Linked DNA regions of Homo sapiens: region 2 is linked to region 1. Evidence: chromatin contacts called from ENCODE Hi-C or POLR2A ChIA-PET data. All regions are on one chromosome and are shown on one strand. The core of a region is the stretch at or near the end of the contact, and the rest is flanking DNA. Distances in the headings are between cores, read along the strand shown.

Region 1 (3,717 bases), core at 327-2,826:
TTCACTGCTTGGACCCTGAAATGAAATTGGCATGAGGAGCTGTGCCCCTTCGCCCATGCCCCTGGTTCAGTGGGTGTGAGGCTGGGGGGTGGAAAGCGCTAAAGCCTCAGATAACTGGAGGCTCCATGATTCCCTTTCCTTTGCTCCTCCAGGACCACACCTTCGCCTGGAGCTCCAGCATTAGAACGTACCTTTCAGGGCATCCTCCCACCCACCCCAGAGTCCCTTCTAGCACATCTCTGCTAAGCACTTCTCTGGCCTTAGCTTTGTGAAAGGAAAATAAATCTCAGGATCCCCAAATCAATAAGCCAAAGGGAAAAAAAAATCAAGCTGGGAACTACTTAGGGCAAATCTGTCTCCCATTCTAGCCCTTAAAAAGATAGCTACTAAGATAAAAAAAAGCTACATACTTCCCTAATAATTTGTCCATAAGGAAATTCCTTGCAGACAAAGGACAGATGGAACTCAAAGTCACCCCTCTGCTCACGGAGATAAATGCATATCTGATTGCTTCCTTTGGAAAGGCTAATCAGAAACTCAAAAGAATGCAATCATTTGTCTTTTATCTACCTATGACATGGAAGCCCCCTCCCCACTTTGAGTTGTCCTGCATTTCTGGACAGCACAAATGTACACCTTATATATACTGATTGATGTCTCATGTCTCCCTAAAATGCATAAAACCAAGCTGTGCTCCAACCACCTTGGGCACATGTTGTCAGGATCTCCTGAGGCTGTGTCACGGGCATGTCTTTGACCTTTGCAAAATAAACTACCTAACTTTCCTGAGACCTGTCTCAGATATTTGGGGTTCACATTTTGGCAACCAAGAAGGGATTCTGAGTGGAGGTGCCACTGACCTTTGACAAATCTCATATCGGTGCTTGATACCAGCTTGAGCTTTCTTTATGGTTCAAACCAATAGGACAATTTGCTGAGGCCTAGGAGCCTCCCCTCCAGAGAATCCCTGATCTCCCAAAATTTGGTCAAGTTCTAAAGTTTATTTTGCTGTACAATTCTTTTTTTGCAGTCTTACTTGCTTCCAACAAGGAATGCAAGTTTTCCTGCTTCTAGGATGATGGAAGGCACCTAACTCCTTTCTGGAGTTTGAGCTCATTTCTAACAGGGAAGGCAAGTTTAAATTCTTTCCTGCTTCTAGGATGGTAGAGAGCAATCTTCTGCCTAAGACCTATCTCTAGTAAGTAGCTGAATTGGGGTTTTGTCTTAGCTGAAGTTAAGATTAACAACCAGCTGTTCCTAATTTCTCCTTACTATTAAAGTGCTCAGTAATCATGTTGTTAGGGTTTTTTTGGTTGTTGTTCTGATCTTTCTCCCATCAGATTTGACCAGCTCTACCTGACTTGGTCAAATCTGAATGAGAATTCTAAATTATGGGTAACAAGACCTCTCTGAATTGGCTAAAATTTCTCACAGCTGCAAGAGAGGGGAAAAAAAAACACAACATGCACGTTTGCTATCCTTGCTTCCTGTCTTAAAAACTTTTTTTCTTTCGTTTACTTTTCTTCCGCCCTATACCTCCTTCCCCCTTCACTATCTTTAGTACCAATAAAAACCTAGAGGAGGCTTCCAATGACTCAAACCCCTTAAAGTATTCAGAACAAAGGCACCACCCGCCCCTTTTTGGGGTGTTCCATTTTCTTTGTGGAGTTTCAAGAGTCATGAGCAGATTCTTCTTAGGTCTGAAGCTCTGCTCTCCTGTATTGTAAGACCTGACCTCTTTGGCTTTTGGGGGTACCAGAGATTACCTTATACCGGGAGAGGATTTGACCTTAGTGTGTATAATGGTGGATGAGAGTACAAAGTTAGAGGTGGCTGAGGACAATTTACAGGAAGTGGTCTTAGCTGTTTTTTTTTTTTTTTCTCCTAGGAAGTTATTGTTTAGGACCCTAATTCTAGTTCAGAGGTACATTCTAAAGGGTGTCTTCTCCATTGCCTTTCCTCCTGAAATTAATCTCAATTGGCTAGTGTGAGCATTTTGCATGAGGAATTGAACTATTGTTTTCACAGATAAATGGGAGAATGAGTTTCCTCAGCTTCAAAGAGAAAGGGCATTTTGCACCTCCCAGCTGAAAGGTGCCCCTGGGTGACTGGAGGGCAAGTGGGAGTGTCTTGGGGGGTTGACCCCCCCATGACATGCAGCAACCCTACAGGGAACCCCCAACAAAATTAGTTTAAAAAGCCTCATTCAGGAAGTGCATATAGGAGCTGGTCACCCTGCATTTTGATTTTGAGCCTCTTGGAGGTGCTAGAACTACACAGAGAGAAACTGAGACACGTAAGAGGGTGGAAATGGCTCAGTGGTGACACACTGTAGAGTCTCACCCGCAACCAGCACACTTTGACACACTCCACTAAAATGCTAGGCCACAGCTCAGTTCGTCCCTTAAAATAAAAAATAAATAAATAAAAAAGGCCGGGCACGGTGGTTCATGCCTGTAGTCTCAGCACTTTGGGAGGGATCATGAAGTCAGGAGTTCGAGACCAGCCTGGCCAACATGGTGAAAACCTGTCTCTACTAAAAATACAAAAAAACTAGCTGGGCATGGTGGCACGCACCTGTAGTCCCAGCTACTCAAGACGCTGAGGCAGGAGAATCACTTGAACCCAGGAGGTGGAGGTTGCAGTGAGCCGAGATTGTACCATTGCACTCCAGCCTGGGCAATAGAGGGAGACTCCGTCTCAAAAAAAAAAAAAAAAAAAAAAAAAAGGGTGGGAAACAAATAATCTAAGAATAAGGAAAAACAAGGAGAATGACCCTCTTTCAGGCACTCTGTTGGTTTTATGGTGCCTCTTCTTGCAAGTATTTTTGTAAAATGAACATATATGGTATTTTCATGCACAATTACAGCAAGAAAAATTCAGAGCCCAAAAGTCGATCTGCAACTATAAAGTTCCTAAGTTCTCTATCTCTCTGCTTTCTTCTCTGCCTCTGCCTGCTTTAAGTCTGCTGTTACATTTCTCCTGAGATAAAATCCACTGTTTGCATCCAGACATTTATTTTTGTTATTGTTTCTGCAGGACAATGTGTTTGTATTAATATTTCATGGCTAGAGTTCTGAAGTAAAAGCTATAGGATTTTTGGTTGTATGAGTATGTATGTGTGTGTTTATGTGTACATACACATTTTGTTGTGTTTTTCGCTACAAGGTATGACAATGGCTTAAAGAGTACTCATAAATTAAATGATAAACCCAAATGCTTTTCAAGTTCACACGACTTAAGTCTTTAATAAGCTAGTTTTAAAATTACTGGTAAAGCAATATTAGAAATGTCTTAAGAATTGCCAGCATACATTTTTGTTTGCATTTATTGATCAAGCAATTTCATACTTATCCCTGCCAAATACTATAAGGTGTCAAAATTTGGCACAAGGGTTACAAAACTATAAACTCAGCCCAAAACAGGATAACCTTTGCTTGTGTACTGTCTGATAAATAAGACAAGAACATTAGTTTAATGAAAATAGCTAAATCTTGATTTAGTAAAATAACCATATATTTAATCTTAAGGTTCTACTTAGATAAACACCTGAAATTCACAGGCTATAAAATGGTTGGCAGGGAAATAACTTTAAATAATGACTATTGCAGTTTTCATAAATACAGTAATCTAGGTACAGTATTAAAAATAATTAGGTAAATGTAATGGGATAAATACTTATAGACAAATGTGTCATAATTTAGAATCTAAAGTTAA
Region 2 (3,210 bases), core at 88-2,587, 46 kb before region 1:
TCCTTAGCTTCTCAAGTAGCTGGGACTACAGATATGCACCACCACACCCAGTTAATTTTTACATTTTTCTGTAGAGGCAGGATCTCACTATGTTGCCCAGGCTAGTCTTGAACTCCTAGACTCAAGTGATTCTCCTGCTTCAGCCTCTCAAAGTGCTGGGATTACAGGAGTGAGCCACCGCACCCGAGCAGGTTTATGCTTTTTGAAATACTATTATTGGTGGCCAGGCGTGGTGGCTCGTGTCTGTACTCCCAGCACTTTGGGAGGCCAAGGTGGGAGAATCACCTTGGTGGCCCATGAGTTCAAGGCCAGCCTGGGCAATGTAACAAAAACCCTGTCTCTACAAAAAAAAAAAAAAAAAAATTAGCCAGGTGTGGTAGTGTGCATCTGTAGTCCCAGCTACTCTGGAGGCTGAGATGAGAGGATTACCTGAGCTCAGGGAGGTTGAGGCTGCAGTGAGCCGTGATCTCACCACTGTACTCCAGTTTGGGTGACAGAGTGAGACCCCGTCCACCCCTCATCCAGCAAAAAAAAAATATATATATATATATATATATAAAAATATATAAGTAATATGATTGGTTCTTGTTATAACTTAGTCAATTAAGGATTCGAATGGTGGAACTTACATATACATGATTTTGTTTTTTCACGTCTTTTTACTTAATAAGTCATCCAAATAGATAACAAATCCCTTCTACTATTTATGGAATTGCACCAAGCCTACTATCATGAAGGCCTGATCCCCAAGGGATGTCAGACACAGGAGATCGTAGGCAGAGTTTTAAGTATATCTATCCCAAATGGAATGATGACTACACACTGATGATAATACTGACCAGGTTTCTGGATCCGGGAAGCCCTGGCTGTCCTGGAGGGCCAGGGGGACCTGGAAGGGCCACAGCTAAGACAAAACAGAAAAGAGAAGTTACACAAAAACCACACTCTGAAAAATGTCTGAGGTATCAGCTGACTCCCGGAGAGAAGTGTGTTCAACCCCATTCACAGCGCCACAAAGCATCCCAACTTCCACCTGTATCTTGGGTGCTGTGCCCCCAGCGTGTGACTTAGGCCACATTGACTGGTTCAGGGAAGAGCTGGGATTCTTGATTGTTACCCTGGATGAAGCCATGGCTAGTGCTTTTCCGTTTCATAAGTGAATCAATTCCTTTTGTGGTTGTTTTATAAAAGCCAGCTTAAGTTGAATATTTTGTCACTTGCATTCAAAAATGTCCTGACTCATATAACTTATTTCACCCAAGAGACAAGCATGTGACACTGAACAGAGGAAGCAGGCTCAGAAAGAGGAAGAGAAGGCTCTAGGGAGTGGGAGGAGACCAGGGTGGTGCAGTGACAGTAGCCCTGGCCTTGGGGCCAGAGACATGGACTCAAGTCCTTAAGTTTGTCCATTCCTAGCTGTGTGATCTCGAGGAAACAGCAAGCTCTCCAAAGCTGTTTCCTCATCTGCAAAATGTAAAATAGGCATTTCTTCTTCCCTGGGCTGCGGTGAGAACTGAGTGCTTTGAAAATTGTACATGTACAGCATTCATCCGGCCAGGAGCTCTTAGCTTTTGAAGAGTCACAGTGCCCTTAAAAATCAGATCAAGGTTAGTGCCCTCTTTCCCAGAGAAATGCACACATAATTCTATAAAAAAATATTACTGGGATGACAAATCCTGGAGGTATATCCTTGAACTCTCTAGGAGTCTATGATTCCTCAACTGAAAAGCCCTTACTTTAGGCAAACATAAAGTAGTATAATTACAACTATTCCTTTGGCTGTTCTTCTACCTCTCTCATCCTCTGCTCACCCTACCCCCGACAACTCCTCCAAATCTGCCAAGCTCTTGGCAGAATTAAGGGTGTTTTTACAAGCCCCAGTAAAATTATACAGTCCTTCAGGTCGTTGCAAGCAAATGTTCAGTTCCAACATAGGACTTGAACACCCACACACAGGTGGCAAATGTCTAGTGGATAGAGGGCCAGTGGACTCGGATTTGGATCCCAGCCATGCCTCCTAATAGAATTTGTGACCTCAAGTAAGTCTCTTCACCTCTGTGAGCTTCAGTGTCTTCATCCGTGAGATGAATTTTATAATAATATCTGTTTTATCTTCCTCCCAGGGTTGCTGTGAAGACTACATGGGATAATGGCCATGAAAGTGTTTTGTAAACTGAATTGCTATACATTATGTGAGAAGCAATCCTTGCTCAATGCAGCAAGGCATCCCGGCAGCCCTAATGTAGTGTTGCTGTGGACAACAGTTTTTCTCCACCTTGCACTCACCCTGTAATATGCCTCCACCTCCTGTAGTCCTACTCCTCCCTCATGGCTGTGTGGGCACCTGTGGTTCCATACACTCGGCACCTTCTTCCTTTGTAGGACCAGTGTCCTCATCTCCTTCTCTTGGGACCTTCCCTTCACCTCTACAACCATTTGGTTCCAGAAAGAGCTACCATGTTCTCATGTGATCCGACCTCCTGGTCATAGGTGATTTGTCCAAGATTGGGTACCTCACCCAAGTCAGGCCCATCAGGACCCTTCTCTAGGACTTCCCCATCCCAGGACTTTTCAAACTAAAATAGTAAAAGAAGTTCAAGATTTCTAGCTGACAGTGGAAGCTGTAAGTTGTCAGTAACCATATTTCCCGCTGTGCAGAGGATGTGGTTTGTGGTGAGGAAGCGTGAAACTGCATGCAGAGAGAAGCCGAGACAAGAGATGGCCAGAGAATCCTTGCAGGGGTTGAGTCCCTGGCTCTGGCTGTTCCTGAGGTCCAGCTGTTTATCTACCTCTCCCACAAGTTGACTGTTCACTCCCTCCTTCACACCCAGTACATTTCCCCTTTGCTTGAGCTACTTTGAGTTACGTTTCTATCACTTGCAGCCAAAAGATCCAAGGCTAAGTCAAAGCCCCAGCCCCAAAGTCACCTCCTGTGTAAAGCTCTCCTTATGCCAAGGACTCTGTAGGTCTCTTTCCAGGTATGCTTCCACCATACCTGGCTCCTGCCAAGCCAAACAACAAAAAAGTATGCCTTCATGCTATTATTGCTGCTATTATTGTCTCCTCCAATGGACATAGTAGAAATAACACAGGCTTTGGAGCTACACTGCTCTGGGTCTGAATCCTGTTGGTGTCACTTATTAGCTGTGTGACCTTGGAAAGGTTCCTAAATGTCTCTGGGCCTCACTTTCCTTACCTGTACAATGGGGA

What was found. A loop is a pair of places that touch in the nucleus more often than their neighbours do. ChIA-PET counts read pairs that join two places held with the same protein, here RNA polymerase II (POLR2A). Pooled maps may share reads with other maps.
Region 2: a map of natural killer cell shows a loop between it and region 1 (2.7-fold over the local background). The contact joins two enhancer-like sites. A Hi-C loop is called at or near these places in 16 of 168 maps with a recorded cell type or tissue (B cell, CD14-positive monocyte, CD4-positive, alpha-beta T cell and 10 more), 4 of 37 single-sample maps with no recorded cell type and 13 of 50 pooled maps. POLR2A ChIA-PET finds 5 or more read pairs at or near these places in 21 of 52 experiments (A549, AG04450, CD4-positive, alpha-beta T cell and 16 more).

Annotation. Positions count from the first base shown.
Region 1 is chr9:99,011,715-99,015,431 of GRCh38, reverse strand. COL15A1 (collagen type XV alpha 1 chain) reads right to left here. Exons shown (of 42, transcript NM_001855.5): 10 at 1-15. Among named protein-coding and RNA genes, the nearest start is that of COL15A1-AS1, 69 kb to the right of the region's middle. Within about 2 kb of position 1,576, at least 2 of the 41 ENCODE cell types and tissues checked have a DNase peak (open chromatin) inside an H3K27ac peak, as active enhancers do; they include CD8-positive, alpha-beta T cell and natural killer cell, where a contact is called at or near this core.
Region 2 is chr9:99,057,583-99,060,792 of GRCh38, reverse strand. COL15A1 (collagen type XV alpha 1 chain) reads right to left here. Exons shown (of 42, transcript NM_001855.5): 36 at 840-904. Among named protein-coding and RNA genes, the nearest start is that of TGFBR1, 46 kb to the left of the region's middle. Within about 2 kb of position 1,337, at least 18 of the 41 ENCODE cell types and tissues checked have a DNase peak (open chromatin) inside an H3K27ac peak, as active enhancers do; they include CD8-positive, alpha-beta T cell and natural killer cell, where a contact is called at or near this core.